3 separate regions of the Mus musculus genome follow, and regions 1 and 3 are each linked to region 2. Evidence: chromatin loops called from intact Hi-C (ENCODE). Cell type or tissue: left cerebral cortex. All regions are shown on one strand. Region 1 holds the start of Gm24382 (a small nuclear RNA gene). Region 2 has its middle 68 kb from the start of Gm38326. Region 3 has its middle 19 kb from the start of Mbnl1.

Region 1 (4,000 bases), 590 kb before region 2:
GTGCTGACAAAGACCAGCAGTCTCAACTAACCAGGACACCTGAGATCTCTCAGACACTGAACCACCAACCAGGCAGCATACACTAGCTGATATGAAGCCCCCAACACATATACAGCAGAGGACTGCCGCGTTTGGCCTCAGTGAGAGAAGAAGCACCTAATCTTAAGGTATCAGGGAGAGGGGAGATATGATGGGGTGGGAGGTGGGGACATCCTCTTGGAGATGGAGGAGGAAGAATGGGATGAGGAACTGTTGGAGGGTGGACCCGGAGAGAGATAACTAGACTGTTAAAAAAAGGATATAATAATAACAATAATGATAATTTTTAAAAATACCCCTATAGAGTCTCCTCCAGCTGTCTTTGCCCAATCCAGTGGTAGTTCTCCTCTCCATTGTTCCCTCCCCAGTAAATAAATCTCCCTTATGTTGAGAATTTCGTGTCTGGGTGTGTTCAGTACAGACCCCAGGACCTTCACAGGGCCTTCATTGTTACCAAGACTGACAGTGATTCAGATCAATCTGCAGGACCCTGGTCCAGTTCTCACACTTTCTGGACCATCCTGCTCCCTTTATCTAACACCGACTCACTGGTGACTTTTCCTTAATTAGCGGTCTTAAACACTCCCCAGAACATCAGGTCACTGTTCTGTCTGGTGGGGGTGGGGAGAACCCACCCTGCCACAGTCTTCAGCAGGCCACAGTGCACTCCTTCAAATGACCTTTTAGGCACACTCTGGGCTGTGGAAAGAATGACTACCTCAAAGTAGTGGAAATTTTTTTAAAAATCTGTCTCCTATGCATTTTTGCCTCCTCAAAATCCTGTTGACAGGCACTGGAGTTTTCCTGCACATGAGGTACTCCTCCTGCTGAAAGTGTCATAGAGATCCCCTCTCTCTTCAGGACTTTCTGGGATCCAAGACCCTTCCCCTGAGACCACTCAATTGTCTTAGAGAAGTATCTAACTTCAACTTTGTCTCTTGGTGACATCTACTGATGGCAACTGCTTACACCACCACCACCACCACCACCACCACCAATGCCAACTCCACCATCCCTATCTATTTGCCTCTGGGACGTCTCTTAAAGAATCTCAAAGGACTCCTAGTCATATACTGGTACTCTCATGAACGGCCCTTATACCCCCTTGGTAATCAAACAAGAGACCTTTACAATTTTTATGGACACTGAAAGATGGAAGGAGACCCTCTTTTAATCCCCTCCCTCCCTGCCTGGCCCTCTCCAGACATCCCAGAATTATCTCTGCATTCCAGCTCTGTGCCAAGCCATCCCCTTACATTTTCTGTTCCCTGACTCACTTCCTATTCGTCATCAAACCTTCCCCCACTACTAGGAGGTTGCCATCAGAACTGCACTGCTATACCTTCTGCCACCCCAGCTCCCTCCTGCCCTAAAGACAAATTCCCTATCTTTGATCCTACTGATTAAACACCTCACCCTTGCCCTCCTCCTGTCCTCTCTCTCCTTCCTTGACAGCTCTTTCCCTCTAGTTCCTTCTCTAGCCCCTCTGCCTCTCATTTTGGTCCAGGCTGCCCCTCCTGGTCAGTGGCTCCTTTCAATTAAATTTGACCACCAATTCTAAAACCTGCCTTCTCAGATCCTTCTTCCACTCACATGCTCTAACTGTTCTCCTTATCTATGCTGTGTCTCTCCAGCTCCTAGAGCCTTCTACAGCCTCCCAAGATAGGCCTGAGGCTCTCATCTGAAATCTCTTGAATCTGGCCTGCTATACCTAAGTATCTCTGCTAATGGCATGTAGCATGTATGCTTCCCCTTTCCCTTGTCTTCTCCTCTCTCTCCAACTTTCTCTTGCCTCCCCCCAGGGGATGCAATCCTACCTTTGGCAGCCTGGAACCTTTTCCCTTGCTTCCTCCCACTAGGATCTACCTGCTTGCTCTACCTCTTCTCATGCCTTTTGAGGTCTATGCATGGCCTTGCCTCTTTCCCCTAGGAACTGCAGCCCCACCCTCTGAACTACTCCAATACCACTACCTCTCTCCCTCTGGTCCTGCCTATGACCTATGATCCTTTCTTGCTCACACAGCTTCTCTATAACTTTTTTGGCTTCTATGATATTTTATAGCCCTGTCCTCTCTCAGCTCCCTCCTGCAATATACTGTGACTCCTTTCTGCTCTTGCCCCTTGGAGCTGCTTGCAATTCTGCAGGCTCCCTAAGCCCTTCCTGGCCTGTGCAACACTTTTCTTGTCTCTCAGCTCCTGCCTCCAGACTTGCAGCATCTGCTCTTAGCTCCCTTCTAAAGTTTCTTCTCCCTAGAAGCTGCCTGCTGTCTCTTCCTAGGCCTCCCAGGAAGAGCTTGGCTCCTAGGCTTCTTCTCCTCTCACAGATTCTGTATGCTTGGGCCCAGGGGGCCTATGCTCCCTCTCAGCTTCCTCTTGGAGTTTATAGAAATTCCCTCCAGCAGAGCTTCATTTTTCAACCTCATTTTCTTCCTCGACATACTCATTATTAATAAAAGCTGACTTAGAGATTTATACCTACCTACTTATATCTTTACTAACAACACCAGACTTCTAAAGAATGTAAAGAAATAACAACAGATATTTGATAAATACAGTGTATTTGATAAATAAAAATTTATAAAGTCCTAGGATTTACTCGGCTTCTCAGTAATATTGGCTTAGTTTCTTCATGTTTGTTCACTTTGCTAAATTTTAACAATATTAATTTCTTAATTTAAATTTAATCTAATTTGCTAAATTTAAATTTTAACAAAGTTTAAACCTTATTTAGATAAACAAAGTCATACAAAATCTGTGATACTTTATTTTGATACTAAAGATAATTTAATTAAATGTTTAATGCAAGTTTTCAAAGCTCAAACTTACCAGGAATAAAGCTGTAAAATCCTAGTCTTATAAAAAAAAGCTCCCAACTTAACCTGTTCTGTAATCTATTTCATGATAAGCTTTATTTAGCCTCCTGTTTATGTTTTTAAGGTTAAGCCTAAAATCAAATATACTAAATAGATGGTCCTCAAACTCTCCAGAGATCTGCTAAATGCGGCATTTAAAATGTTTAAGCTTCCCGTAATAGAGACAAATGCCCCTTCCTAATGGGAATCTTATGATCTCACAAGATAATAGATGGTATACAACCACTCCACCTGAATTACAGTAATCCTAACCGCTAGTCAAATGAGCCCCATGCCTTGCCTGCAGCCAGTCCTCTACCAAAACTGTGAACACTTTTGAGTTGCCCTACTCTGCCTGATCGGTGAAAGGTCAGTTTTCCCAAGTTTCTCTACTGGAAAAACTCACTCAGACCTGGGTCTGACAGCTGTCTTCCTGCTGTTCTGTGTGGCAGCTGAATGAAGTTGAAATGCTGTCTATATGACAGGTGAAAACCAAACATTGTCCAGCTATGTTTTTGTAGACCACAAAAAAACTAGACAACCATCTAGGTAATGAATAAGTCTCTTTCATTTTGATTAATACATAGGCCATTTGGATTATACTTCCTCCTATAATTTATCCTTCCCAAAACTCTGAAGGTGTTGATGACTAATCTGAAGGACATTTTAATAGCATCATGATACCAGCTCCTCCAGGCTTCAGCCATTTCTCAGTTCTTTTCATAGGTAAAAGTCCAACCTCTGGCCTCACTGGAGAGCTACTATGACTCCAGCCAAGAAAAATAGTGTCTTAGCTAGAGTCACTCCAATAGACTCCTGTACCCTCTCTAGTCCCAGGTCCCCAGCTAGTCACCAGAGGTGCCCTGCACATATTTTCTCTCTCTTAGCCCTCTTCCAACTCCTGATCAACATCCCCATTTCCTTTCTTGCCCCTCTCCTATCCAGTTCCCTTTCTCCATCCACCTCTGATGACTATTTAATTTCCTCTTCTGATTGAGATTTGCACATCTTCCCTTGGGACTTTCTATTACCCAGTTTCTTTGGGTCTGTGGATTGTAGTCTGGTTATTCTGTACTTTATGGCTAATGCCCACTTATAACTGAGTACCT
Region 2 (4,000 bases):
CTTCCCCTTCTTCCCCTTCCCCTTCTTCCTCTTCCCCTTCCCCTTCTTCCCCTTCCCCTTCTTCCCCTTCCCCTTCCCCTTCTTCCTCTTCCCCTTCCCCTTCTTCCCCTTCCCCTTCTTCCCCTTCCCCTTCTTCCCCTTCCCCTTCCCCTTCCCCTTCTTCCCCTTCCCCTTCTTCCCCTTCCCCTTCCCCTTCCCCTTCCCCTTCCCCTTCCCCTTCCCCTTCCCTTCCCTTCCCTTCCCTTCCCTTCTCTTCTCTTCTCTTTTCTTTTCTTTTCTTTTTTTTTGAGACAGGGTTTCTCTATGTAGCCTTGGCTATCCAAGAACTCACTTTGTAGACCAGGCTGGCTTCGAACTCAGAAATCCTCCTGCCTCTGCCTCCCAAGTGCTGGGATTAAAGGTGTGCACCACCATGCCCAGCCAGGATGATATTTTCTAGTTCCATCCATTTGCCTGTAAATTTCATGAAGTCATTGTTTTTAATAGCTGAGTTGCTAGGAGCCAACCATCAGACTGATCTCAGGGACCCCGGTGGGGGAACTGGCAGGAGTGGAGGGGGATTGCAACCCCATAGGAAGAACAACAACCAGAATACCCAGTGCTCCCAGGGACTACACCACCAACCAAGGAGTGTACAGGGAGGGATTCATGGCTCCAAATACATATGTAGCAGGGGCTAGCCTTGTCTGACATGAATGGGAGGGGAGGGCCTTGATTCTGTGGAGGCTTGATGCCCTAGCATAGGGGAATGTTGGAGCAGTGGGATGGGAGAGGGTGAGTAGTTGAGGGAGCACCCTGGTAGAGGCAAAGGGGAGAGAGGAGAGGGCAGATATGGGGTGGGGAGGCTGTGGAGGGGTAATTAGGAAGCTGGATATCATTTGAGATATAAAGGAATGGAATGATCAATTAAAAAATAATAATAATTAAACTATAAACAAAAAAAGAAAGATGTTTCCTCACAAGAGCCCATTCTTGGACCATGTTCTGAATCCCAATAAAGTAGAGTTTGGGGTAAAATACAAATCTAGTTCTGAATTCAAAGAGCATATTCTCTAAATCTTACATTACTGTAGAAATGGGAGCCTCATATTCTCCTATGTATCTCGTCCCCAGCCTTCACTGGGTATCTGCCCTATGTCCGGCAGTGTTCTAACACCCTCAGGAACTATAGCACTGAACATGGCTTTGGCTTCTCAGAATAAAAGCTCAAGTTTCTTCCAGTGTCTGAGATATAAATTTCCTACACCACTAGATAATACCTATGCCTATAGGTTTGTGCTATCAGTATTATAAATAATCTGATTAGTAACATTAGTCACACTATTCCATATTAACAAGAGCCATGCTTCAATATTTTCTATGTTCATAGTGAATCTAAACACGTTCTTTTCCTTAATGATAGCAGAGAACCACTATACCTTATTAATTACTCTGCTTTTACTTCAGCAGACACTAAATAAAAATGTAACCTTTAACCCTCCCCCATGTGTATGTGTTTGTGTGTGTGTGTCCATATGCACACATTGATTCAGATAAAAGCTCATTTTTTTGAAAAAATATAATCAACTACCACCAAACTGAAAACTAATAATCCTTGGAGTGTAAATCTGAATTGATGTTGCACAGTGTTTGTCTTTGGTCTCGAATAGGCTACCTAGTTGCCAGAGAAATGTGCATGGGGAATATCAAAGAAAGCAATAAACACACTAACAAGTAAATGCAGATAACACATAAAGGTAAAAAAGAGAGGAGGGGGCTGAGGTAAAGAATTAAGTTTATCCAGAATGTTGCAATCTATGAACGTTTCTGTTTGTGTGTGTGTTAGCATTTTTATGACTTTTGAATGAGGGCCTCATGTAGCCCAGGCTGGCCCTGAGCTTGGGATCCCCCCACTTTCAACTCAATAGCCGAGATGCCAGGAATGTACCATCATGCCAATCTAAGTGTTTGTTCTTACTGTTCTGTACATGTATATAATCAAGTGAACCATGATGATTTCATTATTCTAGGCATACAATTCTTTATCTCTTCTGTATGTTTTAGATCAACTATTTAACAACTTTGTTACTCTGTGGGACATCATTAAAACAAAATGATTTTTATCCAGGCACAATAGTACATACATCTGATGCCAGCACTTGGGAGGAAGAGGCAAGTGGATCTATCTTGTATTCAAGGACAGCCTGGAATTCATAAAAAAACAAAACAAAACAAAACACTGTCAAACAAAAGTAAAGAACAGAAGCCAAAATAAACATGGACTCTTCAAGTAGATTGGTGGATGCTAGGTTTACTTTTGTGAATAACAGAGACAGTATTGCCACCTAATGGTAAAAATACATACTGAAAAATGTTCTCACAGCAAATTCTCTGATCCTCTCATTTTTACAATCTTTCTGTCCCCTTCTCAGAATTGTTCTCTGTGTCTTAGGTGTGGAAATGTTTTGTAGATAAATCCACTGGGACTGGGCTTGAAAACTCTGCCTTTTAGTTAGTTGTGGTTTTCTTTTGGAGTCTCTGTCTCTTTCAAAGAGAAGTTTCACTAATGATTGGTGAATAGTACACTGACCTTTAGGGACAAATATTGATAGACTGTTATTAAAGACTATGCTAGGTTTGTTTGCTTGTATTTTGTTTTGTTTTTACTTTTTTTCCCCCACCTACATTCTCTTTGGCAGGCTTATATCTGAATTTTGATGCACCTGGACAATATTGGGTATTTTTTCCTCCTATATATTGATATTGTTGTATGTTAATTGTTTTTGAGCACCTGAACAGTGTAATTTCCCATCTCAGACTAGAAAGTACTTGATTTTCCATGGACAACTGTGGAGCCACAATAATGTGTTAAGTTCCCATGAATTTTACTTATACTTAAGTCATGTTATTTGTGCCTTGAAAAGTACAGGCTTTCATGTATTAATGTACTTTTTGTACAATTCATAAATATATGGACATACAATGAAAGAGAGCATGCAAAATTTCAAGAATGCATTGATACCAGGGACAGAAACTATAACATATTTGGTTATTCTTTCTTCATGATCTTAATAGGAATCAGCAAAATAGATTTTTTTTCAGGATTTTCTAGACAGGGTTTCTCTGTGTAGCCCTGACTGTCCTGGAGCTTACTCTGTAGACCAGGCTGGCCTTGAACTCAGAAATCCTCTGCCTCCCAAATTCTGAGATTAAAGGCATGTGCTACCACTGCCCAGCAGCGAGATAGATTTTTAAGGCATGTCTCATATATTTCTACAAAATTTATATATATATATATATATATATATATATATATATATATATATATATATATATATATTTAAATGGATCTTTACATTGTTGTAAATGGAGTCTTTTCCACTGACTACTTGATTATAGCAAAACTATTGTATTTTCTATATTGATTTTCTAAGCAACCCAATAAAAGTTTCAGCTGTTGCCAATATTTCTACACTAGTTGTCTAATATCTTTTCAAGCATACAAATAAGTCTATCATGGAGAAAAATTAATCTCATGCTTTTAATAGTTATGTCTCCCATCTTTCAATTGATATAATTTGTTGCTTGATTTCTCTAAATCCCAATTCATAACATAGGAGCTGTTCTGACTTTAAAAGAATGCTTACAGTTTGCAGCTATAAGCACAATCTTGGAATTTGGCCTGGCATATTCCATAACTTCTTAGGTATATAGGGAGTTTCGTTATTTTCTGAGATGAGAAGGAATATCTGATCACTCCAGATAGGAAACTGGTGGCAGATCCAAGTAACGCTGCCACCAAAGTTTAACTCAGTAAACCAATGAGTTTGTTGGGGTTACTTACAGGAGTGTGGGTAGGGGTTTACTTCCAGAAGCAGAACTGACTCAAAGATATCTTCAATCACTCACAACCGCACAGCTGACAACTTATGAAAGCTTGGATCCTGAAACTTAAGCTACAACTTTCAAGCAGCTTGACAGACTCTTTTGGCTGTCTCTTCTGGGCAGCTCAGTTGGTCTG
Region 3 (4,000 bases), 240 kb before region 2:
TAATCAGCACCCTTTTCCCAGTTCCTCAGTTGATGGATGCCCTTACCCTTAGCTGTTTTCCACCTATCAGCAAGAATATGAACTCGGTCCAAAGCAAGTGTGGAAAGGTTCTTCTTCCACACCCTCTGCAAAGCATACCACGCTGTGGTCTTTGCTCTTGCAGCCTTCTAAGAAACTCTTCTCACTCTTGTGTGCCTGCCAGAATAGCCTGATCATTTGCAGATTACACCATATTGCTCTCTTCTCAGAAATTCTCTAAATGTTTTCCATTTTAATTAGGAAGAGATCCAATATCCTAGATGTGGCTGTGCCTTGATCTCTACATGCATGTCTTTTCTCAAACTTACTCTCCCTATCTCCTGGCCCTAGTCTTCATTTTTGCTACAGCATATTCCAAGCTCATTACTGACCCAGGTTTTCTCTCTTTTCCCCTCATACTCATTTCTCTTTCTCTAGCATACTCTTCCCGTACACTGTGACACAATAGTTTATTCATATCTCAACTCAACATGTCCCTAGGCCTTGTCTCTCCTCATTACTATCTACATATTTAATTGCAGTAGACTGCCTAGGAGCTTTCTACCACTTCTTTCTGTTTTCATTTTTTGATGTTTCCTTGAGACTGGGTCACAATATGAAGCTCAGACTGGCATACAACTGATGCTGCGCCTACCTCAGCCTCCCAACTGCCGGAAATACAGTTGCAGTGTGTGCATGCCACTGGAATCTCCTTTCCATTCCTCCCTCCATCTCCCCCTCCCTTCTTCCATGCCTCCCTCTGTCTCTCCCTCACTTCTTTGCTTCCTTCCTCTTTACTATTCTTAATAGCACATATTATTTTTGCTTTTTGCTTTTTATTTTCTTTTTCTTTTTTTATAATGAATTATTTTTCCATTTTTATTAGGTATTTAGCTCATTTACATTTCCAATGCTATACCAAAAGACCCCCATACCCATCCACCCCCACTCCCCTACCCACCCACTCCCCCTTTTTGGCCCTGGCGTTCCCCTGTACTGGGGCATATAAAGTTTATTTTGTTTTTCAAACAGAGTCTCGTTTAGGACTGTCAGACTGAAACTCACTTATGTAGACCAGGCTGGGTTCAAATTCAGAGATCCACTTGCCTCAACGTCTTAAGTGCTGAGACTAAAGAATGGACCACCATGGCTGATTTTGACCTATTTTTAAAATTCTGCTCTTTCCTGTATGTTCTTCTTAACAGACTCCAAGTTCCTTGGTTGTTTATGCTGTGCCTTTTGTTTTTAGTACATTGGCCAGTACATAATTCATGCTCAATAAGTAAATGATGGCCAAAGTCAAACATTTAACCAATTCTGAACTGCATATACAAATCAAAGACACAAAATAAAACTAGCTGGGTCTCATGGCTGCCTGAGAGAAGCCTTGGCTGTACCCCATGCAGTTGTCAGGTGGAGAAACTGTTCTTGTTGAGTCAAAGGAACTGAAACCAAACTGTGGTCCCAGAAGACAGTAAGTAGACCAAGATCTTCTTTTCTTCTCCCCTCCCTCTCTCTGTCATCCTGTGTTGGCTCTTTTCCACTAAGCTAAAAACAGACAAGTTCAAAAATGTCTGCCACTAGCATTTCAGAATCCTGAAGTGGGGGGAATACTTTGTGTTGTTTTTCCGCTGTCTTCAATTCATTCCTCCACCCTACCACCAAGAAATTCATGGGACACTCTTCTTTGACAGTTAGAGGTCATGGCTGTCCTTAAGTCTATCTCTGTCAGAACACTTTCCTAACTAAGCATGCTGTTTTGCAATACTTCCTGGACTAGTTTTGATCTTGAGGTTGGCTACCGAGCTACTCTAGGGAAACTGACTGGATGGTGTATTCAGAATATAAAATAGAAAGATATAAACACATGCCTTGGCTCTTAAGACTACCACCCTCAAAATGCTGACTAGATTATGGTGATGTACTGAACTTTTTTTGTGTGCCGTTATTTTTCAGGTGCTTTAATAGCCTCAATAATTCCGTAAAACCAGAGCTATTCAGATTTTTTATAAATAAGAAAAACATACAAACTCAGAGAGAGGATAGGTGGATAAAGTCACAAAATGTGATCATGATGTGTTTATCTCCAAGTTGCATCTACCTGTACTACTTAGTTTTTGATAAGGAAAGCAGGCCAACTTATGGCTTGGATGCAGGCAAGGATGCTCATGTTCATGGTGCAGCTCTGACTTAGAAAAAACTCAAATAGGTGAGCACTGTGCACAGACTGCAGCAATGACACACTGAAGGCTCTCTGGAGAATGACACTCTATATAATATAATTACATTATAATCACAAGGACAATTCCTGGCATCATTTAATGATATGCAGAAAAGTTTGCATCTAGATAAGGTGATCGGTTAAGACAAGATCAGGAAATTTCAAAGAATAGTCAACGAAGTGAGAAGCAACTCCAAAATTCCATGATTTAGATATGGAGCCATGTGGAGCCATTTTCACACACTGTATTCTCCTACCCAGAAAGTTGTGATGTGACACTAAATGCTGTATGAGAAGACTTTAAATCTAGTGAGAAGCTTTAATTACCATTTTTGAAATGAGTATCTCCGTGTTCTTGTGTATTAAAGCCTGTGGCTTGGGCATGGTTCTAAAGCCAGAGAGGCAGTGATAACTTAGACCAAGTTTTCACCCTCGAGGTGCCCACAGTCTAAATGGAAGAAGCAATGGATAAAATGGTAAGTAAAGCCCTTTCTGGAAGTTTCTTATGATGGTAACTATGCCCAGGCCATTGAGCAGTTATATAATGGAGACAAAGAATAAGGGCTTTTCTTTTGTGTGGTTTCTCAAGATTGCTTCTTTAGAGGGATGATATTCAAGGCAATGAGAAGGTCAAAGAAGGGTCATTGCTAGGCTCAGGGCAGGACTGAACTGAATTTGACATATCAGAATGAGGAATGTGGTTTATGTCTCAGTGTGTCATGGGAAAGAAGGGTCTTGAACTGATATTCAGAAATGGTTGAGTCATATAGATTGGAGGCCAAGAGACAAAGTTGTTCAGTGTGAGAAACCATTGGCAATGATATGCACATGTGTGAATTGGGGGCAGAAATGCACAGAGAGATCCATTATCTCTGATTAACACAGGGCAGAGAATACTGCTGTGTGAAAAGCAGAGGTAATTACTGCCCAGGTCAGAAGTTTCCTTGGAGATAAATTATTATATTAGATGAATTGCAGACAAGACAGGTTTACCTTCAGAGGTTAACTACATATTTTTGCCCTTTCATTTCTGTAATAGGTCAAGTTTGATAAAAAGTGTAAAGGGTTCAAAAATTATTTAAATTTATTAGATTAAGATTTTTGAGAAGAAACCTTTAAAGGGGTAATTGAGTATATTGCCCTAGCCATTTGAACATATGGATACAGGTATCCAGTGACAGCCATCATGATCCTTAATTTCTGTATGCAAATAAAGTAGAAAAGGCTATTTTCCAGCCTGCAGAAACAAATTCTCTGATGTGCCCTCATTTGCTCCTTCCAGAGCATCAGTGACTATTGAACCCTAGAAGTACCAGCGCACCTTTTTCATAAGTAGTTATTATAAATTTCCTCTGATTGTTAAAATTATTCCAAGAGAGTAAACAATCTAAATGGTTGTCTTTACGTCATCATTAGTTGGAGCGAACTTCTAAGGACCATGGGTTCAGAGATGTGAACTGCTGAGGAACTATTGAATACATTATTGAAAAGTATGCTCTTAGTTGGCTTGCAGCCCAATATCAGTCAGCAAGGGAGCAGAGGACAAAGGTTCAGGCTGGGGACGTCCTTGGTGGTTAAAGTCCTTGCTGTGCAAGCTGGATCTGAGCTGGAGCCCCAGAGCCAGGTATAGCAGCTCACATCTCTAATTCCAGCACTGGGCTGATGGAAACGGGAGGATTGCTGGGGCCTCACTGGACAGCCAGTCTAGCTTCCTGGCAAATTCCTGGTCAGTAGTAGACTGTGTGTAAAACCAAAATAAAA

What was found. A loop is a pair of places that touch in the nucleus more often than their neighbours do. Peaks named below come from ENCODE experiments on the same cell type or tissue, not always from the same donor. Only the 100,000 strongest peaks of a DNase experiment are listed, where the experiment ranks them.
Region 1: a loop joins it to region 2, with 2.4 times the contacts of the local background. A loop is called at or near these places in 2 of 42 quality-filtered maps.
Region 3: a loop joins it to region 2, with 2.7 times the contacts of the local background. A loop is called at or near these places in 2 of 42 quality-filtered maps.

Annotation. Positions count from the first base shown.
Region 1 is chr3:60,127,729-60,131,728 of GRCm38, forward strand. It overlaps Gm24382 (a small nuclear RNA gene), which reads right to left and starts at 19; the gene lies at 1-19. In left cerebral cortex, no CTCF peak of the experiment used is centred here; a DNase peak (open chromatin) is centred at 2,246.
Region 2 is chr3:60,718,231-60,722,230 of GRCm38, forward strand. No RefSeq gene overlaps it. Among named protein-coding and RNA genes, the nearest start is that of Gm38326, 68 kb to the right of the region's middle. In left cerebral cortex, a CTCF peak has its summit at 2,337 (motif pointing left); no DNase peak of the experiment used is centred here.
Region 3 is chr3:60,480,439-60,484,438 of GRCm38, forward strand. It overlaps a transcript of Mbnl1 not described here. Among named protein-coding and RNA genes, the nearest start is that of Mbnl1, 19 kb to the right of the region's middle. In left cerebral cortex, no CTCF peak of the experiment used is centred here; a DNase peak (open chromatin) is centred at 1,511.